Linked DNA regions of Homo sapiens: region 2 is linked to region 1. A link is a loop called in an ENCODE intact Hi-C map of the cell type or tissue named here. Cell type or tissue: heart right ventricle. All regions are shown on one strand. Links, peaks and the distances in the headings refer to the core of each region. The heading gives the core; the rest is flanking DNA.

What was found. Peaks named below come from ENCODE experiments on the same cell type or tissue, not always from the same donor. Only the 100,000 strongest peaks of a DNase experiment are listed, where the experiment ranks them.
Region 2: it touches region 1 in a loop (34-fold over the local background); 5 of 110 quality-filtered maps call a loop at or near these places.

The regions. Positions count from the first base shown.
Region 1 is chr9:17,806,724-17,822,098 of GRCh38, reverse strand. No RefSeq gene overlaps it. Among named protein-coding and RNA genes, the nearest start is that of SH3GL2, 240 kb to the right of the region's middle. In heart right ventricle, for the core only: a CTCF peak has its summit at 10,903 (motif pointing left); a DNase peak (open chromatin) is centred at 10,898; H3K27me3 peaks cover 922 bases.
Region 2 is chr9:18,065,939-18,081,313 of GRCh38, reverse strand. It overlaps a transcript of ADAMTSL1 not described here. Among named protein-coding and RNA genes, the nearest start is that of ADAMTSL1, 400 kb to the left of the region's middle. RefSeq lists an enhancer at 9,097-10,296. In heart right ventricle, for the core only: no CTCF peak of the experiment used is centred there; a DNase peak (open chromatin) is centred at 9,539.

The DNA.
Region 1 (15,375 bases), core at 4,515-12,514:
TTCTTTAAGTATAGCTAAAATTCCTGGACATTATGTATAAAATAAATGTAAGAAGCAAACAGCAAAAGGCAGGCAGGCTGGGGACCTCAACACATGAGGGATGACATGACTCCACATTGATATTCATGAAGCAGAAGCTTTGTAAGGATCCTGAACTCAAACTTCTGTCTGGTACTAATGAGGCAGAACCCACCTGCTGCTGGGTATCCATGAAGGCCAACTGGGGAACTTAGACTTTCATCACCACCTGTCAGCAACAAGATATGCTTCCCTTGTCCTACTAGAGCAGTGTCAGAGGAAGACTAATAAGTAAAATAGACTGTTTAAGTAAGATCCAGTATCTATCTCATGATATAATACTGAAAATACTCAAGATTCAACTGAAAATCACTTGTTATACCAAGAATCAGGAAAATCTGAACTTGAACAAGAAAAGACAATGATTAGATGAATGTATTAAAGCAAACTAAATATGGCCTGAGAAGGACTCCATACTTCTATATTTGAGTCCTTGTGGATGAACTGCAACCTAACTTAATAGGTAAGGCAAGATTGAAAACCTAACTTAGGAGTATGCACCTGTAACAATCGCTGACTCTTGGCCAATCCCAACAGCCATACTTCAACCACTCATACACTGCTGAGTGTTCAAACTATGTTCAAATAAGGCAAATACCAAACTGTAACCAATCCACCTGTTTCTGTACCTCACTTCTGATTTCTATACGTCTTTTTACTTTTTTTGTCTATAAATTTGTTCTGACCACGAGGCACCTCTGGACTCTTTTTGAATCTGCTGTGATTCTGGGGGCTGCCTGATTCACAAATCATTCATTGCTGAATTAAACTCCTTTAAATTTAATTCAGCTGAAGTTTTTCTTTCAACAGATGCCAACATCAAGATGACATAGATGTTAAAGTTATCTGACGAGGATTTTAAAGCTGAAATCATAAAAATGCTTTAAGAAGAAATATGAATACTCTTGAAATAAATGAAAAAATCAAAAATCTTTGCAAAGGAAGAGAAAGCTTCAGCAAAGAAATATAAGCTATAAATAAGAACCAAATGAAATTTTTTTTTTTTTGAGACAGAGTCTTGCTCTGTCACCCAGGCTGGAGTGCAGTGGCATGATCTTGGCTCACTGCAACCTCCCCTTCTCAGGTTCAAGCAAGTCTCTTGCCTCAGCCTCCCAAGTAGCTGGGATTACAGGTGTGTGCCACCACACCCAGCTAATTTTTTATATTTTTGGTAGAGATGGGGTTTCACTATGTTGGCCAGGCTGGTCTTGAACTCCTGACCTCAGGTGATCCACCTGCCTTGGCCTCCCAAAGTGCTGGGATTACAGGTATGAGACACTGTGCCCAACCCCAAATGAAAATTTTAGAACCAAAAAAAAAAATGAAATAGAAAATCAATACATGAACTCAGCAGTAGAATGGAAAAGACAGAAAAATATGAAAAGTGAACTTAAAGATAGAACAATAAAATTATCCTATCTAAACAACAGAGAAAAATAGACTGAAAAAAGTTAACAGTCTTGGGGACTTATGACATTATAACAAAAGATCCAACATTCATGTAATTGGAGTTTCAGAAGGAGAGGAGAAGGATGATAGGGCTGAAAAAGTATTCAAAGAAAGAATGGGTGAAGGCATAAAACCACAGATTCAAGAAGCCAAATGTGTGTCAAACAGGTTAAACCCAAAGAATTCCATGCCAACACACATCATAGTCAAACTTCTGTAAATTGAAGACAAATAAAAGTTCTTGAAAGCAGTGAGGGAGAAATGACACCTTACCAATTGGGGGAAAATCATTCAAATGACAATGGATTTCTCATCAAAACCACGGAAACCAAAAGGAAGTGATACACAATTTTCAAGTGCTAAAAGAAAGTTGCTATCAGCCAAGAAATCTGTATTCACTAAAAAATATCTTCCAGGAATGATGAGGAAATCAAAACACTCTCAGCTGAAGGAAAACCAAGAGAATTTGTCACCAGCAGACCTACCGCCAAAAATGGCTAAAGGAAGTTCACTAAACCAAAAAATAAAAATAAAAAATGAATATTAAAACATCAAGCGAAAAGAAAGAATGGGGGGACGGGAGGAGGGATAGCATTAGGAGATATACCTAATATTAAATGACGAGTTAATGGGTGCAGCACACCAACATGGCACATGTATACATATGTAACAAACCTGCACGTTGTGCACATGTACCCTAAAACTTAAATAAAAAAAAAAGAAAGAACAGTGGAAAGAACAAAAACATGGGTAAAGTAAACTTTATTTCTTCTCTTGAGTTTTGTAAATTGTGTTTGAATGTTGAAGCAAAAATTGTAATACTTTCTGACTCAGTTCTCAATGTGTGTAGAGGAATTTTTTATAAAATTAATATTTATTTTAGATGATTATATTATAAAGGAAAGAGGGTAAATGGATATAAAGTGAGGTAAGATTCTAGAATTCACTGTAACTGGTAAAATACTGACAACAGTAAACTGTGGTAAGGGATGTGTGTGTGTGTGTGTGTGTGTGTGTGTTCTCTTTAGCAACAGACATATTTCTAAGTAGCTCAAAGTTGAAGCATTTGACATTGACCAATTTAGGTTTAGCATTCTGCTAAAAAAAAAAACAGCAAATGTACATTGAGTGTATGGCCATTAACCTCTTGAAGATCTAAGGGTTCTAAACTCAATTGCCTCCAGGTCTGAGGAAACCAGAATTTTTTTTAAGATTTCATTGTTCTTTTTTTTTATTATTATACTTTAAGTTCGGGATACATGTGCAGAACGTGCAGGTTTGTTACATAGGTATACACATGCCATGGTGGTTTGCTGCACCCATCAACCTGTCATCTACATTAGGTATTTCTCCTAATGCTATCCCTCTCCTAGTTCCCCACCCACCGGCAGGCCCTGGTGTGTGATGTTCCCCTCCCTGTGTCCATGTGTTCTCATTGTTCGACCATTGTGGAAGACAGTGTGGAGATTCCTCAAGGACCTAGAACCAGAAATACCATTTGATCCAGCAATCCCATTACTGGGTATATACCCAAAGGATTATAAATCATTCTACTATAAAGGCACATGCACACATATGTATATTTGCAGCACTGCTCACAATAGCAAAGGCTTGGAGCCAACCCAAACGCCCATCAATGATAGACTGGATAAGGAAAATGTGGCACCTATACACCATGGAATACTATGCAGCCATAAAAAAGGATGAGTTGATGTCCTTTGCAGGGACATGGATGAAGCTGGAAACCATCATTCCCAGCAAACTAACACAAGAACAGAAAACCAAACTGCATATTCTCACTCACAAGTAGGAAACCAGATTTATAAACTTCAAAAGATGACTAAGAATAAAAGGTAATACATGTATTCTATAAGTGATCAGAAAACAGAGAGTACTTCGCTTGATCAGGTATTTAGAGAATGGGCCTAAAGAAGAGTTGGGATACAGAAGGTGAACATGGAGAAAGGCACAACATGGCATGATGCAGTTCTCAAATCTGGCTGACCATCAGAAAGACCTGGTAACTTTGGAAATTACAGATTTCTAACGGCCAACCAGAAAGCTCTCCAGGTGTTTGCAATGATTAGCCAGGTTTGGGTAGCCACAGGTTAAAACAAGTTTAATACATGCTGACTGATTCAATAACTGTGCAACAACATTTGGCTGTTTCCACATAATTTATTCCTATAAAGCATATTTCATAAAAAACTATACCCAGTGCATTATGAATACAACACCAACTATGGTAATAATTGATTAGATGATATAAATTCTTTCTCTTATTTACAAGAATGTAAGTTCAGGAACAACACCGTGTTTATGAAAAAGTCAGATGAAGGCAGAATTCTTTCCTGCTTATTTTCTGGTGGCATATTTTTCCTCTTTTTTTGTCTCTGTTAGCTCCCACCACTCTGGCAGCACTGGGGACTTCTTAGATGGTGAGCTGACTCAACAGGCTTCTTCAGGTGAATGAGGATCTCTTGCTTATAAAGCTTCTGCATCATTCAGCCCTTTCTCTTTCATGGAATACCTTTCCTTGGATTTTCTCCTCTTCCCTCTGAAGGGTAAACTTCAGAGACCTGAGATTTCAGTGTGGGCCTGGGTAAACAGAGTCCAGGAAGTCTTTCCTTTTGCTATGGAACCAGACCTTAGGCTACTGCACTCCAGGGGAGAGAGACTCTCAGAGTCCATGGAAGCTGGCTAAGCCAGACACTGGGTTAGGCCCCAGCAGGCCCTTTACCCATCCTTATCCTCTCCTGTCTCAGTTTCAGGGGGATCAGAGCTGGGGCAAGATGGGGTCTGAAGTTCCTGGGTACCCTAATCACCTATAAATCTTTCTCCACAAGATGCAAGTCCCACAGTGTTTCCTAAAAGCTTAGATGTTAAAGACTTGAAAACACATAGAAACCTTAAGCATCATAATTAAATCACTTAAACATAGTTACTTTCAGAGCAACTTGGTATAGTAGAGTAACTGTAAAGAGCTGAAAAACAGCTGTGGACCAAGACAATTTCACTGTAGCACATGCTAAAATAACTGAAGCATGATAAAATGTTTTCATTATTTTGGAATCAAAAACGCTTGTTAACTAATTTATAACTATCCTAGAAATAAGGTTTTTATATTTTTGTTTTTGCCAACAGAGGTCCCATTCAGGAACTCTCCACAGCCCATCTGTAGCCGTAAGTTATCTGCAAGTTACTCAGGAAATACAAGGATGCTCATCATGAAAAGACATTTCTCCCAAGCTCTCTTCCTTTGGTTTCCATCCATACGGAGACTGGGCCTGAGTGTGGAAACTATCTCCATCAGCTTTCTGTTCTTGAATACTCTTATGAGTTTGCTTGTTTTGGGGTTTGCTTATTTGAAACTTAAGTTGCTATTACGAGCGTTTCAATGGTGATGATGATGATGAATATAAGTTTAAAATAAAACAAAGCAGAATAAACAAAATAACACACTGGTAACCTGCTTGTTCTGTACTGAATTTCATATAGATGCCCATGATTCCACACAATAAATTGTTGCATGTTTCCTGAACATGCATTCCTTCATGCTGCCTTTGGCCTACCTATTCCCACAGCCTGAAAATCATGTTAACTATTGGATGAAAGAGTTGAATTAGAGGACAATGGTGCTTTGGCCCTTTATTAGAGCTCTGGGAGGCTGGGCTGAATCTGCAGAGTGCATTTGGAGGCACAAGTCTTTGTCTCACACCCACTGAAAGAGACTGTTAACCATGAATCTGTTCTTTCCAGCCATGCCTGCATAGATAAGAAAATATTCTTAGTCCTCCACCTTTAAAATGCAGATTATGCTAGTGGTAAACTTTCTCAGAGATGACTGAAATATTTTTTAGAAAGCAGCATATGGAAGCATATGGAGTCAGCCTTCAGTGAAAGAAAGCCAAACCACAGCTTGATCCATTTATCCACTGATTCATTCATAAATTAGTTCATTCACCAAGATTTATGGATAAATCAGCAGTCCACGTTCTGAGTTAGGTTCTAGCAGTACAACAAGGAATGATGCATGCTGCTTTCTCCCACCTAGTTCACAATCTGGCAAGAGAGAGAAACACCAAACAACAAACCATAGTACAACACAGCAACCACCATAAAGAAAATGCTTCTGCTATACCGTAATACCGTCTCCCAATGTATACGTGCGTGCGCGCGCGCACACACACACACACACACACACACACACACACACACACACACACACACACCCCACCCCAGATCAGTCAGTATGACCAATCTAGGCAAAATGGCTGGGCAGCACACACTCATGGAGAAGTTTTTTAGTGGTTTTGTGCTTTTCCACATTTCCTATGCTTCCTTAATCCTTAAATAAGAAACCCAACTCCGGTTTCCCTTAGACACCTCTCTCATCCCACGTCAGGTCTCACTTTCCTCAAAGTGGTCAATGAAGTGCTCCTGGCTCCACAGATGTCTTTTTTTTTTTTTTTTTTTTTTTTTTTGCTTGCCCACTGGGAGCTTCCTTTGGTAGCTGCTGCTGATTTTTGTCCACCACTATTTTCCTCTTCTGTAGTTGATGGAAAAGCCTTCTTTTTACACCAGTCTTTGGGGCTATTTATTAGGCTGCAGGACCGGCATATGCCCCTGGTTGTATTTTAGTCTGCCCTCTTGAGGAAAACTTAGGTCCAACTTTCCTGGGATCTTCACGTAAGACACTGGAATGGTACCACCTGTACCCAGTTTTACATTCAAAATAGCTTTTCCCCAGATCCTGAACTAGATTATGCCATCCTGGTTGTCAGGAGGATGTCTCTGCCTGTTCAGAGGACTTCAGTCAGAAGCAGGCATTAACTGTGGTTCCCCCCCGATATTGTGTAAGAGTCTTAATCCAGGTATCAAAGGGTCTGACTGTACACTTATCTATCAATCAATCATCTAACTGCCTACATTTTTTTTCACTCTTTCTCTCATGAAAAGAGCATTCTTTTACACCCCTGAGCTCCCATGGTAGCATTTAGATTAGCCTCTTCCCCCTGCAGATATAGGACCAAGCAGGTGTTTGCAGATGTTCCACCCTTCTGAGTCCAAAGCAGCATCAGAACAAAGCTGAACCCATACAGTTTCTTATATTTGTAGTTTTCTTAATTCAGAGTGTATAGAAATTCCTAGTGACCCTTGAAACTTTTCAGAGTGAAGGGAAAATGTTCCACTTGCTCTTTATTTTTATACCAGAACTCCTAAACCATTAAATTGCACAAGGGAGAAGGGAAAGGTAAGACAAATCTGAGTTCTTTATTTAGCACATATGTGAATAGAACTTTACAACATGTAGAGCAAATTAATTACATTTCATCTTATTATCTAAAACATGTTACATCTACGATTAATGTCAGAAATGAGAAGTGCTCTTGATAGGAGAGGAGGTAATTTGATTTATCCTCTGTGGTGAATTGAGGCATAGCCCATGGTTTATAAAGTGAGGCATCCCCAAACTTCATCTTAGTGAAAAAGGACTTTTTTTTTAAGTCTTCTCAGAATTCTTATGGGAATTCTAACAACCATCAGGAGGTGCTTGAGAACCAGCAAAGGCAAAAACAAAATCTTTGGGTCTTTACTCAGTGGACAATGCATAAGCATGAATTATACCTCTGGTATATTACTAAGCCCTGAAACATTACAGAATGTAAGCAAAACTTGATCCTCAAGTAGTCTCGAGTGGAAGACATAGATTCATATTATTATACATAGAAAAAGCTTAAAGGAGTCCCTGACACATAGAAATCCCTTAATAACAGCTTTAGTTATTAGCTTCTGCACTATAATAGACGCACATGATATTTTGTTTTGTTTTTAGATTCAGAGGGTAAAGGCAGGTTTGTTACATGGGTGTATTGCAAGATGCTGAGGTTTGGGCTTCTAATGATCCTGTTGCTGTTGCCCAAGTAGTAAATGAGGTATCCATTAGGTAGTTCTTCAACCCTTGCCTGCCTCCCTCTTCCTTTTCAGAATACCCAGTGCCTATTGTTCCCATCTCTGTGTCCCTGCATACCGAGTATTTAGCTCCCACTCACAAGTAGGAAAATACAGTATCTATTTCTGTTCTGCCTTAATTTGCTTAGGATAATGGCATGTGAAGTTTTAGAAACTGCTATGACCTCATAGAGAGGAAATGACATGGGGAAGTGGTATAAGATCTTACAGAGGAGGTGCTTTGAGCTGAGCATTGGAGGATCTGTAAGGAGTTTCCTAGGGAAAAAAGAAAGAGCATTCCAAACAGAAGCAACAGCACAGAGAAGAGCAAAGCCTTGAATTCACATTGGTACTAAAGGAATCCTGAGGGTGTATATTGTCCATAGAACAGAGGGTTGAAAGATGGGATGGGAGAAGATGCAAATTTAAAAGGCAATTGGGCCCAGATGATGAAGGACTTTAATGTTCAGGCTTTATTCTGTACACAATAGGGGCAAAATTTTGGAGAAGAACAGTGATGTTATCAAACCTACGATTTCAAAAGATCACAACAGGAGTTTCTAAAAAAGAAGGACTGGGTAAGACAGGTGGCGGGTGCAGGGACTGCAATTAGGAGGCTCTTGTGGAAATAAGGAAGATAGGAGGAGGGGACCCAAAACAGGCAGGGAGCAGCAGAGAAGGTGAGAGACTCAGGAACACTGAAGGACAAGCTTTTCCTTTTTTTTTTCTTTTTTCTTTTGGAGACAGTGTCTCGCTCTGTCACCCAGGCTGGAGTACAGTGGCATGATCTCGGCTCACTGCAACCTCTGCCTCCCAGGTTCAAGCAATTTTCCTGCCTCAGCCTCCCAAGTAGCTGGGACTACAGGTGCATGCCACCACGCCCGGCTAATTTTTTGTATTTTTAGTAGAGACGGGGTTTCACCGTGTTGCCCAGGCTGGTCTTGAACTCCTGAGCTCGGGAAATCTGCCTTCCTCAGCCTCCTAAAGTTCTAGGATTACAGACGTGAGCCACCATGCCTGGCCAGGACAGGCTTTTTCATTATGAATTGCTGCACAAATATTCTTCCCAAAGTATTGGGCATAATTTTTAATGAGGTTCATGTCTATACATTGGGAGTTCTTTTTGATAAAAGAAGTAACTAGATTATTTTTTAATTTTTATTTTTAGATGGAGTCTCGCTCTGTTGCCCAGGCTGGAGTGCAGTGGTGCCATCTCGACTCACTGCAACCTCCGCCTCCCGGATTCAAGCGATTCTCCTGCCTCAGCTTCCCGAATAGCTGGGATGACAGGCACATGCCACCATGCCCAGCTAATTTTTGTATTTTTAGCAGAGACGGGGTTTCACTATGTTGGCCAGGCTGGTCTCGATCTCCTGACCTCATGATCCACCCACCTCAGCTTCCCAAAGTGCTGGGATTACAGGCGTGAGCCACCGCGCCTGGCTATGACTGGATCTTATGCTCTTTTCCTACTGGCTCCATTGCCGGGGGGAGGCGAGCCTGTTTTTTCTTTGCAGGCGCCACTGGGTGCAGCTCACTGAATTACAGGCACAGGACTCAAAAGTATTATAATCAGTCCTGATCAAGGGATTTGGCCAACCTGCACTAATAACAAATGCCACACTGAGGTTTCATTGCACTTTATCAGAAAGGATAGAACATGTTCTTTTCTGTGTTACAGAGATGAACATTAAAAAGGTGGTTTGCTTCAGCTAACAAAATGAAATGCTGCTGTTCCAGATAAAAAAAAAGCAGGCAGCAGGGCATGAGAGAAAACAGAGGACACTGAAGGTATGGGCAGGTCGCTCATGTGTGTGTAATGCCCGCAGATCATCCAGACCTGACTGACAGATAGCTGTCAATCAAGAGCAATGAAGGACATCTCCATTCTGCAGTCCTATTGTCTGAAATCAGAGATCCTCATTGCTAACGACAACATAAACAATAGTTGTTTGTTACTACGTTTGCTGTTAGGGTGCAGAAGAGCTTAAGATGGATGAATGGTTTGGCCTCTGTTTAAATTGCATCCTCAGAAAAAAAGAAAAAGAAAAAAATGGAGACTCTGGATTTGGCAACTCTCTTTCTCTCACACACACTATATAATCCACTGAAAATCTTGGCAACTCTAAGATCTTTCCAATGCAGCCTAATCTGACCACTGTGTGCCACTCCACTACTGCTACTGTGTTCCAACCAGCAGTGCCTCTGGCCTGGCCCCCACACTGGCCTCCCAGCTGGCCAGTCGTTCACTGCTGACCACCCCCTCTCACAGTCAGCAGGGTATTCTTTTAAAGAAGTAAATCAGATCAAGCCACTCCCCTGCTCAAAGTCTTCCCATGGCTTCCCATCACATCGAGAAGAAAATCCCAGTCTTTAAGGGGACCCTCCAGCCCTTCGTCATCCACTCCTACTTCTCCCATCTCGTCTCCCACCATGCCCCTCACACCCCTGGCTCCAGCTCCCGGGGCCTCTCTGGAATCTCTCAAACTTGCCAGGCACTCTCCTGCCTTGGGCCTTTGCTCTTGCTGAATCCTCTGTCTGGAACGTTCTTTCCTCTATGGCACATACCTAAAACAGCACCCTCCCCATCCCTCTAACCCCTTACTGTGTCTTATTTTTTTCCACAGTTTTCCTGTTGTTTTATGATACATTTGTTTATTTGGTTGTTTGTCTCCAGATTTCCTGGCATTTTATTATACATGTGTTTAGTTAACTGTTTGTCTCCTTCCCTGGAAGGTAAGTTCCATGAAGTGAAAGATTTAATCTGCTTCATTTAGCTGTTGCGACCCAGTGCCTAGAATAATGCCATGCAGGTAGCAGCTTCTCAAGTGTTTATCAAATGCATGTAAGATTGAATGAATGAGTGAATGATACACTGTCCTTATTTCCTAAACCAGACCAATTCTCCCTCCAGTCCTGAAATAACACCCACTTTTGCCCACACAACATCCTAGGCCAACCTGGCCTAAGTGATTTCCCACAAAGTGGGGAAATGAAACAGTGTTTGAACAAGTGAAAAAATTCGTACATTTTTAAGACACCAGATGATGCTCTTCGGACCACTTCAGCTATTCTCAAGAACTCAGCAGCTGCAGCCACTCTGCCTAAGGAGGAGAACTTAAAGAGTACATCATTTGAGTAATAAACTTCAGAGGATTCTGAACGTTTGCCATAACTCTGAATGACCTCAGAATACTCCACGGATACATTACATTATACAAAGTATAACTTCAAATAACTAATACATGATTTCAATCTTTTGATGAAAAAAACTCAAATTTCTAAAATAACTATTGCATTATTTCAATCTTTTGATTAAAAAACTAAAAATCAGAACTTCTTTCGGAGAAAATAAAAATAAAAGCCAGCTTAATGCTACAGGAATCAAACTACAGCTAAAGGGCATTCTAGCCAAAGGTCACAGCGCCCTCTACTGGCTATTGATAGCTAACAAACCATGGGGAAAAATTCACGGAGGAAGCCGCTTTATATTCAAATCCATTCACGGGATTATTAAAAAATATTTTAGTCCCTGCAAAGAAAATGAGCTGTGGCTATAAAAGAGGGAAAGATTCAGTCCCTGTTTTCAAGGGGGTTGAAGACTAGTACGAGGAAGAGAAATTTGGAATTACAGTAGAGTAGGACAAATGATGCCATCTAGAACACCAGGTGGGCATTTCGTCCAGCATGCAGGGGTGTGGGGCAGTGCCTGAGCTGAGGACTGAAAAAGGGTAGGAGTGAGCCATGTGAACGGAGGGGTGTGTAGATGGGCAGTGACGTTCCAGGCAATGGGGCCACAGATGGAGAGGCATGGAAGTGAGAAAGAACCTCAGGAATTGAAAGTTGTGACAATTACTTTTGGTTGCCCACTCACCAACCGTCCCCTGACTTCTTTTTCCCTCTGGTCTGCCTTCCTGTTGGTGGCTGAATGTGCCAGGTACTGACTTTCCTGACTGCTTTCATGGCTAGAAATAGCCCTGTGAACAAATTCTGGACAATGAGATATAAGGGAACATTTGCCAGAGGGATGGCTGAGATAGAATTTCTTTGATGATAAAAGAGGAGACACCCATGGAGACGACACATCATGTCAATCTGCCTGTCAAAGTTGTCGTGAAAAGAGGTGATCCTTGTTGCTGTTGCAGCCTTCCGGTGAACATGAATGGCAGCATCACTAACACTGTGAGGCCGGCAGTCCTTGGTGACATTACAGAGCTGCTGAACCACCCACCTCTGGGACCACCTATTTCTGTCCTTGTTGTTATGAAAGAAAAAATAACCCTTATGGCTTAAATCACTCCCAGTTATGTATTCTGTTATTTTTAGCTAAAGCATACTCATTGATATGCTCACATTCTCTGATGTGAGGAACCAGTGCAAGGTTTAAGCAAGGATGTAACACAATGAAATTTGCATTTCCGAAAGATCAGGCTGAAAACAAGCAGAGAATGAATTGAAAGAGAGCAAGACAAGAGGGAAGAAGACCAAGTAGGATATCTATAATGGTATAAGCGAGGATGGGGGAGAAAGGCAGAGATTAGGGTCTGACCTAAGAATAAAACAAAAGGGAGAGATCTAAAAAATAATTAGAAAGTTGAATGGACAGAGTTTGGTCATTCGTGTGAGAACTAGAAGATGAGATGAAGGGAGGAGTCAAGAATGAATCCAAAGTTTGGGGCTTAAATAATGAGGTAGGTAGATGGGTCACTTCTTGATATTCACAATTGAGGAGGAGAATTAGATTTAGGACACAATGGAAATGATGAATTCTGTTTACACACTGAATTTAAAGAAGCTGAATTTCATATATGAAAATCAGAGAATCTGGACTTAAGAGAAAGATTTTCAACATATTAATGTGTACATGGTAATTGAAGTTATGGAAGTCGACCTGGTCACTCTTTGGGGAACATATATACAGAGAAGGAGACAAGAAAAGGGTGTGGAGAGAGGCCCTCACAATGACCAATACCCACAGACAGACAGAAAGGAAAGCTACACAGAGACAAGAGACTATAAAACAGCAGAGGGAGAAAGCAAAGAATGAAGCGTCTCCAATGGCAAAGTAACAAAGTTTCCAGATGGAAACTTCCCACTTCAGTGAAACAGGGTCAGGAAACCACACTTTGGTGCCTTTAACCAGGACAGTTCTGTGGACTGCTGAGTACAGAAGCAGAAGCCAGTTAAGTTGGAGAGATGAAATGGATATGAGCAGTAGATGCTTCGTTCAAGAAGATGGCTATGCAAGGGAGGAGAAAGATTGAGGGACAGTTAGGGAACGCATGGTGAAGGTATCATTTCAAGATGTGGGACATTTGAATGTATTTACATATTGAAGAGGAAAACCAGCAGAGGAAGTGGGTCAGAGAGAGGGGAGACAGGTGATAATTGATGACATAAGATCCCTGAGGTTTCAGGAGGGAGTTGTAGGCACAAGCCTTGCAAACAAATTCAGATCACAGTTCTTTCCAAAGCCACTTAATTCCAACTCTTGGGTGGAAAATTCGATCCCACTCAATACTGGGGTTCTCCTACGAAGGGTCATAGCATACCATCAAAACATCTGGATGAGCACTCCAGTTGTTAACCACAGTGATTACCACAGAGATGCTCACTCTTTCAGTCTACAGGGCCCATCTGCTTTGGAGATACTGGGAGCCCATAGGCCTGGGAGCAACTATCACAGGATTTATCATATACACAACCCAGCATCTCCCAGGGTACTGCCACTGAGTCCACAATACAGGTTAGAATTCCCCTTCCCCCTCCACCTCCAGCCTCCTCCTCATATGCAGAAAATCATTATATTCATACTTATGGTGGCCTATCTGTGTCATTTTTTGGACCCAAATATGCTCCCTCTCCCCCCATAAAAGAAAAGGTAAAAGAAGAAGGTGAGGTGAAGGTCAAAGTTTTGTGTTCCCCCAGAGATAAAATCTTATAACCAAACTCCTTAATAAAAACATCATATGGATATATTTTCTCATGCTTGTACTAGTAAGAGGGACTTTGAAACATGGTATTGTCACCACTTAAGATTTGCATTGAACATGAGCCAGAAAATGATACATCATACTATCTCAGTTTCTGACTATCAGCTGGATTTGGTGGCTCCATATTCATAAGACCCAAATATGCAACTGTAATTTGATGTTCTCACCCAAAAGCCAATCATCTCTGTGTGTCAGATGTTCTTTCTGGAGATGCCACTGCTTATCTTCAGGTGGGAAGAATAAAGTGAATCAATTTTGGAAAGCAAAGTCAGCAAACTTCTTCAGATGTGTGGACAAGGGCCACTCATGTCTTCATGCATTTAAACAAATGCTGGGTACAAGGCAAGCAAAAATTCCCCCAGCTAAAGACCCAGACCATGTAGCAGACCTGCATCATAAAATGCATAAAATGCCATATTTTTAAGAGAAAAGGGGGAGGTGGTGGAGTTAAGTCATTTATAAAGAGGAGTCTTGCTCTTTATACAACTTGAACAGCCTCCAGCAATGTCCAGGGAAGGGGGAGTTTGACTAGTGGAAAGGTGCATTCCAGACCTCCTGGTAGGAATGGCCCCATGGCAGAAAACATTGCATCTGGCTATCAGTGCATGGTGAAACTGAACATTACAATTAACAACTGGCTGTAAGCACACAGACTCAAATTTAGCTTTCTGCAGAGTTCACCTGCACAAAGAACACACAGATTGGATGATACAGCCTTTCAGCCTCTGTGATAGCTTCCCCACCAGCTGGCATCCCACACTGCTTGGGTGAATGTTTAACCTTCGTTAAATAAATAGATCCTTGCTGCTAGCCCTCCTGAGGCCTATTACATAGGGCTGCCCATGTGAGAAACAGCTTGCTCACACAAATCAGTGCCTCAAATTTGAAGCATCTGGCCCAGTGATTCCAATTTTAGGCTTATATTTGAAAGCACAGTTTGATTTCTCTGTTCACTTAGCATATCTCACATGATCGGCAGTTTCATAGGCCCATCAGTAGACCTCAGTGTCAGCTCCTCTGAAGAGGAACAGCCTGTGTGTTTGAGAAGCCCCCAAGGACCTTCCAAAGATAATAGGGGAGGGGGCACGTCATAAAAGTACTTAAACACACCTTGCAATTTTTCTGAAAATCTGTAGGGCCTTTTCATGGAATTAGTACCAGTCATCGCTTACATATTACTTATGTTAATTGTAGCTGAATAACTTCTCGTTCTTGCTCATTCCGAAAATAAAATAACACCCTAGCACCTAGGCTGTGGTCTTTAAATTCTACCTCCTACTCAACAGAAACAAGACTCCTTGAAGAAATGGCCAATTCCAGTTCTGGGGTAAGAAATCTACCAGAGGAGCCTGGTATTTCTCACCTCACCAGAAAGCAAGGAAGTTTGGAGTGACACCTAGGGTTGTATTCAAAGTACTTGGAATTCAACTTGAATGGATTCACACTGGCCAAAGCAGGGACAATTTGAGTATCAAAGGATAACTCCAATGGATTAAAAGCATACTAGATATGTTTAGATCCACGAATTCATAATACTTTAAAAATATTTATTGGTCACCACTGGAGATGGTAGTCAGTTAACTATTTTGAAAACAAAACCAGAATAAAAAAATCAAGATTTTATTCTATCTTTCCTCTATAGACTATAATGCCGAAAAAAAGTAGATGATGAAAGTTTCTTTATAGAAGTATTCTGGCAAATAAAGAAATGATAGAATGTCACAACTTTGCAACTTCTAATGAATTAATGCATCTAAGGAATGACCATCCCCAGCTGCCAAAATCACAAAAAGATAAATTATCAAAGATTAAATACCTCCTGATGGAAGCACACACTAGTTAAGAGGTAGTCTTGGTAAAAACTCAAGGCACTTCCCTAGATCTACGTACCAAATCACTGGAA
Region 2 (15,375 bases), core at 4,975-12,974, 260 kb before region 1:
CATGTAAAACAATTACTCTGAATATTATATTTGGGGATACATAGCATACACACTAGACTTGATGGTATCTTCTCTACAATCTTCAGAACTAAAAGAGCAGTTTTCCACCTTGAGACAGTAACTGCCACTTACTAATTCTGATAGACTAGACTTATCAAAGTCCACCCCCACTCAAAGCTGCAAACTGCCAAAAATATTAACAAGCTGAGCAATGTTGTTTTCTTTTTTTCCAGAAGAATGATCAGTTCAAGATATCAAGTCATCTTTATAAGTAAGGTACAACTAGAAATGTTTTTGGTTTAAATGTTGGCATTGTATCACCAGATAAATCATTGATATTTTAAAAGTTGACTCACAAATGCATAAAATATTAATAAATATGTTAGAATTACGGTTACAAATAATTTTGGGACTAACATTAAAATAATGAGAGGCTTTTTCTAAAAATATAAGTTTTATGAGTCTAAATGGGCACTTCTGTGTCTAGAATGAAGGATGACAGAATGACTATTAAGTAGAAATGACTTAGAACCAGAAAATCTACATTCAAGTCTAATACTACTTAGGCAAATCACTTAGTGCCTCTAGGCCTTAATTGGTGTTTTAAATGTAAAATGGAGAAAATAATGTCTAACACATAGTGGGTTTGTCTCATAAAGTAATAGCTTGACTTGATCATAAACGTGCTTTGTAAGCTACTCTTTCAATGTAGGGTTTTGGTATTCAGGGCTAAGTGACTTATCCCAGATCGCAGAGCCAGTTTTTTGTAGAGACAACATAATACGTAATAATCTGGTTTCCTGGCTGCTGTCCATACCCTTTCTAGCACAAGTACCTTTTTCTCTGATATTGTGCATCCGTTCTAAGAAAAGGAGATAGAATCACAACTCCTAATGCACAATGCTATCTTAAGATTTTGCTCAGAGGCATCTTGTAGGTATCCTCCTAGCTCACCCTTTCCACTTCTGTACCATCCTTCTGCCTCAGTCTTACAAAAACCACCGCTCCTCTGAGTCTGACACCATCCAAATACCTTACCTTATATCTCTACCTTATATGTCTTTGGTGTTTCTACCAACTTTGTGATCACTACTCTTTGTTCACTGAGGACTTTTCCTTCTGGTTCAGTCCTCTCATCTATTTCCAGCTTAATCTGCATTTGCACAGAATATGAGCTATCCATCACTTTGGCTTCTCACTCCTTGACCTCCCATTACCTCTTCCTCCATTCTGCCTCTGCCAGGCTCTCCTATGGTAACACTTGGACCCTTGTCATCATCAGTACACAATCTAGTCTAACCACCATTTCCTCTTTGTTCAGCTCACCTGGTCAAGCACTCCCACAATTCTTCAACAGCATGTGGCCTTCATCCCACACACTTCCTCACTATCCACCAGTTGTTGCCTGTCTTCAGTTCTTCTTTTTGTCCAGCTGGGATTCTGAAGTCCCTCAACAAAATCACCCCTTTAGGAACACTTCCAACCTCATGTGCCTGTAAGACTTGCCAGAAAAAAAATAAATCTGGATGCTTTCCACCATGGTACTCTTCAGACATGTACCAATGGTTGCTTTTTATTTTTTATTTTATTTATTTATTTATTTATTTATTTATTTATTTATTTATTTATTTTGAGACAGAGTCTCGCTCTGTCTCCCAGACTGGAGTGCAGTGGTGCGATCTCGGCTCACTGCAAGCTCCAGCTCGTGGGTTAACGCCATTCTCCTGCCTCAGCCTCCCAAGTAGCTGGGACTACAGGCGTGCACCACCATGCCCGGCTAATTTTTCTGTGTTTTAGTAGAGACGGGGTTTCACCGTGTTAGCCAGGATGGTCTCAATCTGTCTCCTGACCTCGTGATCCGCCCACCTCGGCCTCCCAAAGTGCTGGGATTACAGGTGTGAGCCACTGTGCCCAGCCCAATGGTTGCTTTAAAAAAATTAAAGAAGTTAAAAGGATATTAAATGGAAACTTTCGACTTGAGGTATCAAGATGCGATAGCAGTGAAATCCCAATGTGAAGTGGTAACCAGAATATAAATCTTCAAAAAGAGTGTAAATTACTTTATGAGATTTAAAAACCCTTCTTTACGAGGATGAGAGTAAAAGACTGAGAATACATTTTGAGAAAAGAAGGATTTTTGGGGTGAGAACTGCTAGACAATGAGCCTAGTACCCACCATCAAAGGAAAGGATATCTGGGGATACCTGCCCTCTTGAGTCAACCCTAATGAGGGCTGCATCTATGGGGCCACTCAGCGTTCAGTACAGCACACCTCTGGATGGAGGTTCCACAGATACAGGTTCTGACCCCTGCCTGGGGAACCTTGAGATAGACAGGCTGATAAACTACTCTGATATGGGAGCCAAGGAGAGGTCGCTGCCTGGAATCCACTACTCCGTAATTCCTAAGAGCAAAGGCAGCATCATGATTGTTTCTTGATGCCAGAGATGGGCCATACTGAAGACAGCTCCATTGCCTTTTTTTGAGGGTCCAGGGGCTTGTAGTTGTACAAACCAACTGGGAAGGCAATGGATTCCCTGCAGAGAGAATATGGGTGGACTGGGCTTCTGGAAATCTAGGAGCTGAGAAGGGAGTGGTAACCAGAGAAACAGAATATGCCTACATCCTAGGGGTTACGATTGGAGGGGCTTAGAAGAGAAGTCTAGAAAAAACCACAAAAATACTCACGAGAAAGTGATACAGCTTTAAATATACACCAGGACCAAAGAAATATCTATTTTCCAAGTGTATCTGTTGAGCAGAAACCTTCTGTTCCTCTTTCCTCTCCTCTCTCCCTGAGCACAACCCTGGATGAGCCTGAAAGTTAGTCAGCGAAACTCTGACTAAGAACAGACACACAGGAGCTGTGGGGTAGGGGAAGAAAGGCTTATTTTTGAATGCAGAAAAATAGTGATGAAATGTAGAAACTCAACATTTGTATTTCTGAGTCTAGATTTTTTTCAGCTAACTATAACTTCAGGAACCTCTATTTCCTAGGAGGCGTAGGGACAGCCCAGAATTTTCTATCTGTGGCAGAGAGAAAACTTTCCCCACTGCGCGACTATAAAAGGCACAATGGGAGAAAAAAATTGTTTTATTTTTATTCTATCTCATGAGTCATGCTTGTTAAAGTACTGATTAAACTGGTTTCACTTGAACTCCGTGCTCACAAGCCCCAAATGGGCTCTCAACACAGCCCAGCAATGCTACTACTTTTATCTGTGTAGCAGGCTTGTTTGCTCACTATTCTCCTATATGACTTTTACATCTTCTCTCTCAGTTCAACTCTCCTTCCTCCATCCCTTCCCACCCTGTCCTTGTTAGGTGACAAATATATCTCTTTCTTCGTTGAGACCCCAGAAAGGCCAAGATGGGGATGCCTTGACTTCTCACCCATGAAACTTCCTAAATGGGCTGCATCTTCTTCTCTTACATCCAAAGACAACTCCTGCATAAAAGGCTAGCCCCTCTCCATCTCTCTCATCTTCCTCCGATTAGCCCCTTCTCCTGCCTCAACAGTTTCTCTCTTTTACCCATTCTATCAGCATACAAATATGCATTTTTTTTAAAGTCCTCCTTGGACCCCACGTTAGTCTGCAGCTTTTTCCATTTCTCTTATTTTGTTCACAATTCAACTTCTCACACAAGTAGCATTTACTTGATGTTTACCTTCCTTCAGCTCCCATTTACTTCTCAGCTACTCCAGTGTGGCCTCTGACCACCACTCCTTTCTTTGAAACTTCTCAGTGAGATCACCGATAACTTATCTTGTTAAATCCAAGGGGCCTTTTATCAATCATGATATGCATTTTCTCAATATCACAGGTCCCTCTTTAAGCTCAAAACACTTTCCCTTCTTGACTTCCATGCCATTACTCTGTCCCAATTTTCCACCTTAGTTTCTAGCTGTTCTCCATCTCCTTTGCAACCTCCTCCTCTTCTCCATGAACACTCAATAAGGGAGAGGAGTCCAGGGCTTGCCTCTGGGTCTCTGCATCTTTGTTCTCTGCCCTCTCTTTCCTCCAACGTTAAATATGCCTTTGTGTAGCTTTAAATGCCATTTGTATAGTGATAACTACCACATTATATTTCCAGGCCAAATTTCTCCTGGGAAATTCAGACTTTTATATGCTATCACTAATTTTATACCTACATTTGGATATTTCACAGGCATGAGAAATTCCACTGGTCCAAAATAGACCAATAAATCTCCACCCTCCTCCTCCTCCTCCCAGACTGCTTCTCTTTCACTCTTCCCATCTCAGTAAATGTGGCCAACGTTTAAAGACACCAGGAACCTGGGAGTCATTCTGTATCCTTCCTTTTTCTTTATCTTCCGTAGCCATCTAACAGCGTGTAATTCCAAGTATACATTCAATCGGTCCATTTCTTGTCATCTCTACTACCTTGTATGGTTCACCTAAACTAATGCAAAAGCCTCCTTAATACCACCATTTTTCCTCCTATTTTCTGCCAAGCCACACTCCACACGTTATCAAAACACAAGTCATTATTGATATGTATCAATAATGTACATAGCCCAGCCCCTCTCCACATATAAGTCCCTCGATGTACTCAACAAAATCCTGTCTCCCAGCCGTTAACAGTGGTTCCCTGCTCACATGACATTGCCACACTGGCCAACATTAGCTGCTTGTACATTCCCCTAAGAGGTCTCCAAATATTCTATTTGCTCTGAATGGAACATGCTCAAAGCACTCATAACCACATTCAGGTGTTTTTTATCTTTCTCAAGACAGCTTCCTAATGTCCAGCTCCTTAGAGAAGCCCCTTTCCTCATTATCCCATGGAGGCACTATTTTTGTCACTGTGCCCTTATCATTTCTGCCACAGCATTTATAGCCACTTATGATCATGCATGTGTTTGCTCACTGATCTTTTTCCACAAGTTTTAAGTGTCTTAAATGGAAGAACTGTATCAGTGGTATTTACCTGTGTCCACCTCACGAGGAGGACAATACCTAGACTACAGAAGGAACTCAGTAAGATGTGCAGAAGAATGTATTAATCCGGTAGCACAGCACCATGGTAATGACCTAAATTTCATAAAATATTTCCAATATTTCCCATGTTGAGCAATAGTTTTATTAGGGCTTAGCTATCCATACAAAGAAAAGAAACAAAATAAAACGTGAAACCACGGGAATAGATCTTGGTTAGGAAGGATTTGAGGAAGTCACAATTATTCATTGGCACATTGTTTAGAGAAACCAAACAGGAACCTAATAAAAGAGAAAAACTAATATCCTCATTCTTGAATCAGGGATTCATCTTGAGGTGATGTTTAAATTGTGTAACAGTTTTAGATGCTATTACTTAGGTGAGTGTTTATTTGTGTTGACACTACACTACTTCCTCTGGAATTCAAATAAATTGAATGCTGGTTTGGGACTTGGTATTTAATTAACAGCTTGATCAATAAATATTCACTCAGCACCTTTTACAGGCACAGGTCTGCCCACAGCAGGAACTTCCCTGTATTAGTTCAACACTCAGCTTGGAAATGCCCCAAAGCCTGGGTCAGCACTAATTCAGCCTTGGCCTCCTTCTGGGGTTACACAGCCCTCCCAGGGTGGGCTTGGGGCCAAGGATGTTACTTTCTTTCCCTAATCCATTTTCCGATGTTGGCTATGATCTTTGCCTTTTCTTCCTTTAGAAATGAAACTGTTTTTCTTCTTGGATAAATCACTGCAGTCAGCTAGGGTATATGCCAAAACTAAATGATTTTAGTGTGCTATAAAGTAATGAAATTGACTTTTATAAAACTTTTATATTGAAACTGACTTCAAACTACACACATTAACCCCATTTTATTACATAGTCCGCAAACTACACAGCTTCAGAAGGGTGGGATAGGGTGGGGTGAGTCCCAACGTACTTGTGGCTCCCACCCATGTTAAACTACCAGGGCTTTTTTCTGCTCAGATAAAACTCTTTTGCACATTGACTGTGACCTCACTTCTACTTCACTTTTTAAAAATGCATACAAGTGTACCATACACACTTCTTTATGTTATAGAAGTTTTAATAAATTTAATAACCATTATTGTAATATTCTTATTAGACTAAGTAAGAAATGATGCAAATTTCAATTACCATTATAGTAAAGAAATTCATATCAGGACTCAAAGGAAAGTGGTTTTCCCTCCCCCTCACAGAAGTTTTATAAAGGAAAGATGAAAAGAAGGGAAAGAGGGAAGTGAGGAGTGTAGGAAAGAGAGAGAAAAGGAGAAGGATAGAGTGAGGGAGGGCAAGAGGGAAGCAGGAAGGCAGGAAAGAAGGAAATAAATAAGGAATATAGGTATAAAAGAAACAAGAAATGTACATTTATTTCCAATAAATTTGTTCTGCCTGGCTGATGACAGCATTCCCTTTCCAGTGAGGGGAAATGCAATGTGGTGAGGCTGGGCACCATGGCTCACGCTTGTAATCCCAGCACTTCAGGAGGCTGAGGCAGGTGGATCACCTGAGGTTAGGAGTTTGAGACAAGCCTGGCCAACATGGTGTAACCCCATCTCTACTAAAAATACAAAAATTAGTTGGGCCTGGTGGCAAGCGCCTGTAATCCCAGCTACTTGGGAGGCTGAGGCAGGAGAATCACTTGAACCCAGGAGGCAGAGATTGCAGTAAGCAGAGATCATGCCATTGCACTCCAGCCTGAGTGACGAGAGTGAAACTCCGTCTCAACAACAATAACAACAACAACAAAAAAAGAAAGAAGAAAAAAAAAAGAAAAGAGAAGAGAAAAGAAGAGAGAAGAAAAGAAAAGAAAAGAAAAGAAGAAAAGAAAAGAAAAGAAAAGAAAAGAAAAGAAAAGAAAACACAGTGTGGTGAAATGAATAAATCTGCCAAACAAAAAAGGGCCAAAGTGGAATGAGTCCTTTCCTCCAGGGTCACCTGAGAACAGACAACATACTCTTCGTTTCTCTGCTCCACACCTATTTGCAGGAATCTCCATTCTATGCACTCCATCTTTTGGCAGCATACAGACATCTGGATGGTGCTTCCTGCATTGCATTCATAGTTTTTTGAAAGAAAATGACCACAGAAGCTGAGCAAGTAGTTTACAAGCCAAAGGGAAGCCTGGCTTGCCTGTCATTAAAGCAGATGCAGCCTGGGCCAGCTGGTGGGCATCTCAGACCTGCACCAGAACACAGGGGCATGATTTTAAATCTCATGTCCCCAATGCTCAAAGCGTAAGGAGTTCTTAGATGCTCCAAAAAATGAGAAATGAACCCAAAATTAGACCGTTCACTGAATAAACAAGCCTACTTCCTCCTGCACTGCCTCCCTTTTCAATGCGAAAAAAAAAAATCAGTTTTACAACAAGGCATGAAACAGGCTGATAACCTCCCGTGTGAAGCAACCTTTAGCAAATTAGCCTAAAATAGGGCTTGAGAATTCTAACTTAGAAGTCCCACTCCCCAAGTAGATCCTGAAGTTATAACTAAGACTACCTCATTTAGCACATGACATTGCCAAGGCCGCTGAAGTTGGGTGACACCCTCAAGGTCAGTCATTTAGAAGTTGGAATCTGTTATTTTTAATCCCTTGCCAGAGCTCACTTAAATACACCATGTTGTCTTCTATCTTAAAACAGTTCCAAGGTTATAAAAAATGCATGCATATCTTTTAAATGTCAATAACATGATATAGTTATACGTGAAAGTGTTCATATTTTCACCCAAGAAAGACTAAGAAACACTGTGTCCTGATTCTCCAGAGCTGTGTTGCTTCTGCACATACACAATGGACCCCACCCAAAGGCCTTCACCAATCCCCCAAGTGCAAACACCACTGTGGCATGTAATTTCCTCTGTAAATGTGTAAAGTACACATGAAAAATACTTGTGCCCCCTTTAGATATCTTCTTAACAATTCTGTAAATATCACCTAGATGGATTTATAAAGCAGCTCTTTGCAGGAGTCCATGCGATCAAGTAGAAAGCACAAAACTAGTTGAGATGTGGATCTTCATTAGGCATTCACACAGGCTGAATCACTCAGCTCCACACAGCCTTCTCCTCACAGGGCCCACAATTCAAGTGATGAATTGCAGTATGTCATGCACTTTGGGGGTTACTCTGAAGAGCTGACAAACAATATATTTAATCCAGGAATTACAAGTAATCCTGGAATTAGCATGAAGAGAAAACACGTGGCAGGCCTGGTGAGCCTGTTCTGGCCTCTCAGAATGTCATGAACTTCAGTGCTCTTCATTAATGAAGATAACGCTGTGAGGACAACACTATTAATCTACCCTAAGAGAAACTAACTAAATATCAGCTTCGTTGTCTCGCTTCCTAAATAGGCAACAAACATCAAACTGGACGGTACATAAAAATTCTTAATCCTTCCCCTAAGCTGCAAATGGACAACAAATACAATCTTTACTAGAAAGGAAAAATATCGTCTCATCTTTGGAAAAGACAAAGGATATTATCTAAGCCTAATTCTACACATCAGTTCCTGATAGCATGAACTGGAAAACTCCACTATTCTTCATCGCCCTCCGTGGGCAATGAAAATTGTCAGCCTAATAGTACCAACCCTTCAAAACGAAGTGGGCCCTACAAAAATGCCTGGATAAAAACATACAAGTGGTCCAAGATTTTCTTTTTTCTGTCTGAACAATGTTGTCTCTGAGAGATATGCAGATAATCAACCTGTGGTGATAACTGTGTTTAAGGAACATTATTTGTGAGATAGAAAATAACATTCTCTACTTTAAAAACAAAAACAAAAATACAAAACACATGAGTGTGTGTATGTGTACACACAGTTCACATAGTATACTAGCAAGCTGTGTTGGTTTGAAGACTAGGTCAATATTTGCAGGTCTCAGCTTCTCAAATATAAGTTCAGAAGCCTCTACAAGATGCAGGCAAATGATCCAATACTGCAGGGTGAGTAGCACTCTCCAGGCATGGATAGCTCTTCCAAGACTCACATTGGACAGCCATCTTTGTTTTATTCCTGTTGCTGCACCCTCAGCAATGAGGCCATCACATAAAATCATGTTTCGCATAACAGTGGTAAGAAGCCTAAAAATCATCAGCTGCCATCGAAAGTAATGAAAAATATTCACAGAGGCCTTCAATCAGCCCATTTTTGCTTTTGCAACTATCATTTCCTGAAAAACAAGAAAAACGACAAATACAATCCAAAAATAAGATCCCCACGGCACATGGCTTTTGGACCACCCGGAAAATGCAAGCTTGGACATACGAATGGCAATGTTCTTGTTCTAACAGTTGCCAGGGACAGCTAAGAGCCTTAGAAAGGTTCTGGCACTGTCAAGAGCTTGGAACCATTAAGCTTGTTCTATATTAAAACAGAACTCAGAGTATTTTCTCTCTAATGGAGATGAAACTGAGGATCATGTTCTAGCAAGGGACACACAGGAAGTGCGGCTGATGAATATCATCATTCAGCACCCTTCACAATATCTCTCCAGCAGTGACTTCCAAGCTCCCCAGATTGAGTCATCCTGGAACACACAACGCATCAAATAATTCACCGGCTGTACTCTGAGGTATGGGCACGTGCTTCAGCACTTATCTCCTACTTTCGAGGAAACGTCCTGATACAGAGAAATCTCTATAGAGGACACACTCCCTTCCTGGGCTTCACTTGGGCTCTGCTAGGTACATGGATAAAAGCAGAGGGCCATTTGAAAATGTCACTTCACTTGTACCTGACACTAGATTTATCATTCCTACCCTCTGAGTATATTAGCATTCCTAGCATTGTTATAGTCTAGTAATTTACAAAGTATTTTTCACATTTGAGAATTTGGAACAATAACATAACCACTTACTAATCTTTTAACTGAATTCTGAACTCCGGTTCCTTTAACTATTTCTTCACCATGGAGATCCTTTTATACAAGGCAGGAACCCCTGTTGTTCCAAGTATCTTGATAGAATAAGGAACAGACAGACACACACACTTATTTTTGGTGTTCTGGACAAATTCTAAAGCACTCCCATAGATATGCTCTGAAGTGACCAAACCTTTAATTTTTTTGAACCAAAAACATCTGACAACAAACAAAAAAGTTATAGTTCTAGAGCCTGCTCACCAGTTTTCATGGGACTATTGTCAACTTGGGGACATGCCGTCCCCCACAGTGGCTCTGTCACAGAATGCTCATCTCAAAACTTAAACCCCGACAGCAATCTCCTCTCTCTTCTGTTTCTTTCTCCATATATTCTTGATCTTTGACCTCATCCAGATCCTTAGTCCCCTGACCCCTCCCTGTTTTTTCTTGCTTTGCTTTCCTTCTAGTCCTGTCTAGCCCTGAGTCTACAGTTCAAGCATGAACCTGATCCTAAACCAACACCCAATGTTTCTTCTCTGCCCCTAGACCTGGGCTGCCAAGTGCTGCTGGACAACATTCACATATTTGATGCCACTAGCTGTGCAGAGTATCAGATCATCGGGGTGGGGATGAGTGTGCAGTCCTTCTATGCTGTTCAGCAGCCCATCCTGCATCATCTCCACACCATCCCATCCTCCTCTCTTCTGTCTATCTAGCCCCGCTCTTTACATTTGGCCACAATGAATTCCATGGCTTCTGGTTTGGCTATAAGACTCCTTCTCCCAAGGGGCTTTGCTTTCTTATCATTTCCCAAGATTTTATCTTCAGATTCTCCCTCACAGCTGGGCCATTTAGTTCAAGCTTACTAGAATACCGAAATCTTTCCCTTCTTAAAATAAAAAGCAAAACTTATTGTGCAAAACGCTTCCTCAAATTTGCATCCTCCACTTTCTACCATTCATTCATTTACTCATACATTCCTATTCCCTACCTCTCTCTCTCATTTCTTCAATTTCACATTCCGTCCCCAGGCAAAATTCTTGAAAAACTGTATAAGAGTCTATCATCCCTATTTCTTCTCGTTCTGTTAATTTTCCAGCCAGCCACATTTGCCTGCCATCCCTCTCTGAAGCAACTCCTGCTCTTAGCTATGTCGACCAAGTCAGATGGGTTTCCCAGCACTGGCTCCTCTGTGGAAGGACTGGCTATCCACTCCTTCAGGACATGTTTTCCTCCCTCAGCTTCACTAGACGGTGCTCTCCTATCCAGTCCTTTTTATGGTTATTCTGGTTCTTTGAATGCTTGTGTTTCTTAGAATTCAGTCCTCTTACCTAGTCTGTTTTCAGTCCACACTTACTCACTGGATTATCTCATATAGACCTGTAGCCTCACATCTAAGCTTAAGACTGACGAGTTTACTCACTGGTCTACTCTAGATCTCATGCAGACATTTCCACTCAATATGTCTAAACCTGAATTCCTAATCTCCCCATGACAAGTTCTGAAACCAAAGATTCAACTATAGGCTCCAATGTTTCCACCTCCCACATCCAATCTCTCACCAAATCCCATAATATATGTTCTAAATAGCATTCCCTTTGTCTTCATCAACTTTTAATTGATTCTTTTCTCTGCACCACCAATGCCATTACCATAGTTTAGAGACCTCCTGATCTTTCTCATGGACTACTATAGCAGTTTCAACACTATGGCTTCATTCTATCATAACCTCACTTCTACTCAATCCACCCTCCATGTATTGACAGGGTCTAAAGATAAATCCAATCAGATCACAGTATTGTCAAAATAAATAAACACTTCAGCAGCTAAAGAATAAAGCCCAGATTAGGAGTGAAATCACATGTTAATATGTTTTAAACTATAAATTTTGACCCATAAGTGGGCTTTGAAATCAAGTTAATGGGTTGTAACCAGCATTAAAACAATATGAAATAGAATAGAATAGGCAATATCAGAGTGTGCTGCAAAGCATAATGGTAAACTTATGAACCTTTTGTTTCAGTGTTTGCATTTTCCATATATGTGTATGTATGTATGTATGTATATAATACGTTGCAGTGTAATATGTCCTTCTTATTGTGAGTAAAATGTGAGCCACATATATAATTTAAATGTTTCCAGTAACTGCATTAGAAAAAAGTAAACTAAAATAGGTGGAATAAGTTGTATATTTTCTTCAACTCGATATATTGAAATTATCATTTCAACATGTCATAAGTTAAAAATGAAACATATTCTTTTTTATACTAAGTCTTTGAGATATGGTGTGTATGTTACACTTAAAGCACATCCTAATTCAGACACCGTATTTCAGCTGCCAGATAGCTTACATGTCAGCAGTGAGTCACGTAATGATAGACCTGTTTTAGACACACACTTAGCTAATGTAACCATCCATTCTTCCTTGTATCTTCCTGTCTTTACACATGCTGTTCTGTTGTTTTGTTTTTAAATCCATCTGGTAAACTCCTATTTATCTTTATACCTTTACCTCAAGGACCACCTCCACTGGAAACTCTCCTGACTTACAAGGCCAAGTTAGGTAACCTCTTCTAGGTCCCAGAGTAAAGTGCTGTATAGCACTATACCACTCTGTAATTGATCTTTCACATGCTGCCTTAGGCTGTCAGAATGTGAGCTTCTTGAATGCAAAGATGTATCTTACTTGCTTTTATAACCTTAGAACTTAGCACTGCTATTGCCACATAGAGTGCTTTCAGTGAAAACTTGTTAAATATATTAAAATTTCTAGATTCACAACATTAAAAACTTCCAGAAGCATCCAGGGGGACACATAGTCAGTCATGGCTCCAGCTGAGAACCTCTGCTTGGTTTGCGTTTCCCTTTAGGAACCCTGGGTTGAAGCCTTTCCTTGTGGGGTTTACCATTTTGAGGTGCATTTGTTCATTGGTATCCATGGAGGATTGGTTCTAGAACCCCAGAGAATAGCAAAATCCATACATGTTTAAGTTCCTTATATAAAATGGTCTAGTATTTGCATATGGCCTACACAGACCTTCTTGTAAACATTAAATGATCTGTAGATTACTTATAATACCTAATTCAAGGTAAATGCTATGTAAATAGTTGATACACTGTATTGTTTTAATTTGTATTATTTTTATTGTTGTATTGTTATTTTTAGTTGTTTTTCTTTTTGACTTTATTTGTGATCCATGGTTGGTTGAATCCAGAGATGTATAACATACAGATATGGAGGGCCAACTGCACTTACACTCTCACTGATGGGAAGAGCTGCTATCTTAATAAACAGTCCATTTCTAAGGGTGGGGTGGGCCAGCCCTTTACTGATTCACAGGAAGTACGTTTTTGGCCAATACACCCCATCACTATGCCTCCGGGCAGGACCAGACCAAACCACTTCAGATGGCTATTATTATTACTAACAACTTCCAGAAACCTAACTTCCACAGTCTCCCTTTCAAATTGTTTTGTTTTTAAAAAAATTATCCTGTCGAAAGCTTTTCTTACCTACTCTAAATCCTCTGTGCTCACTGTCAGCCCACCCCCTCCTGTTTGAATCTCAGGAGAGCTACAGAGGAGCTTACCAGGAGGCTCTAGAAAAGAACCCTCTTATGCTTCAATAACAGCATTAAATCACCCTTAAGTCTTCTCTTCTCCAGGGTAAACAATCCAAATTTCTTTAGCCTTCCTCCATAGATCTTATTTTACAAGCTTTTAATCACCGCCTCCAGACAAGACTCTCCAAGTTCCTAGGCCCGGCTGCTGTTGTAAAGCTTAGTGCTGCCGACAGCTCTCTGTGCTGAGTATTTCACCGCCCCTCCATCCTGACTGTGAATAATATCTCTTCATATTAGGTAATGGCCTCAAGAAAACTGGAATATGAATTAACATGACTGTAATTCTCAAAATCAGGAAAGTTTTGTAATCTAAATTGCCCACTACTTAAACTCACTAAACACAGTAAGAGCACAATGATTATGGTTTCAATGTGGTATGTGGCATTTTATGCTTTCATATTTCTCATCTCATAATATGGCAAAAGGCCCTCTAGAATGAGGAAGAGGAGGTGGAGGAAGAGGAGTATCTGCTAATGTTTTTGAATTTTCACTGCATGCCAGGTATTGTTCCATGCATTATACATATTAACTCTTTAAGTAAGTAAAACAAATAAAGTAGGCATCATCATTTCTATTGTGACCTTAACAACGAGAAAGTTAGCACAAAAAGATTAAATAACTTGATGAAATTTACATGGCTAGTAAATAGTAGAGCTGGGATTGGAATCTAAAGAGTCAGGCTAACCCTTAACCACTTGCATTTTTTTTTATTATACTTTAAGTTTTAGGGTACATGTGCACAATGTGCAGGTTAGTTACATATGTGTACATGTGCCATGCTGGTGTGATGCACCCATTAACTCGTCATTTAGCATTAGGTATATCTCCTAATGCTATCCCTCCTCTCTCCCCCCACCCCACAACAGTCCCCAGAGTGTGATGTTCCCCTTCCTGTGTCCATGTGTTCTCATTGTTCAATTCCCACCTATGAGTGAGAATATGCGGTGTTTGGTTTTTTGTTCTCGCAATAGTTTACTGAGAATGATGATTTCCACTTTCATCTATGTCTCTCCAAAGGACATGAACTCATCATTTTTTATGGCTGCATAGTATTCCATGGTGTATATGTGCCACATTTTCTTAATCCAGTCTATCATTGTTGGACATTTGGGTTGATCTAACAGCTTGTTCACTGAACCCACTGCTATTTTGATTAGGATCTCATAGTCATAAAATTCTGTTTAAATTTCACCTAGAATTGCTGTTTAAATTAAGGGAATAAACAACAACAAAATATTTCAACAACATACCTAAATGAGAATAGCAATTTTTAATTACCTAAAAATATAAAAACAATATTTTAGTAAAGAGCTAGTCATCTAATAATCACTTGCTTTCTGTATATATAGGTACACATTATATAAATATGTATTTTCAAAAGGGATGGATGCATAAAATAATAAAGAATATTTTAGATACTTTTAAGTCAACTTAAAGTTAATTAGATATAAATAACCCTACCTCCTATGTCTTATATAAACATTTGTAACTATCTTTCTCTATGTAACTGAACACTAGTTACCCTGGTGATGCTAGCATCCCAGAAATATGAGCAATTTATTATAATACTTCTATTATTGGTGCTTCAGTTTCTGTGTCAAAATCTTTATTATACAGCAGCATTTCCCAAGACTTGGGATGCTTTATCACTGACGGTACTTAGGATTTTAAGAATACTCAAATTGTTTTCGGGATTTATGCAAGATTATTTGAAAGAACATAGTGACACTATATTAAATAACATCACCTTGTCATAAGCTTATTTCTTTTGCCATTTCTTTCAATCATTCTGATTAAATAAGGGAGAACTGGTCATTGTGGTGGTGCCATTCTTTTTTTTTTTTTTTTTTTTTTTTTTTTTGAGATGGAGTCTCGCTCTGTCCCAAGCTGAAGCTGGAGTGCAGTGGG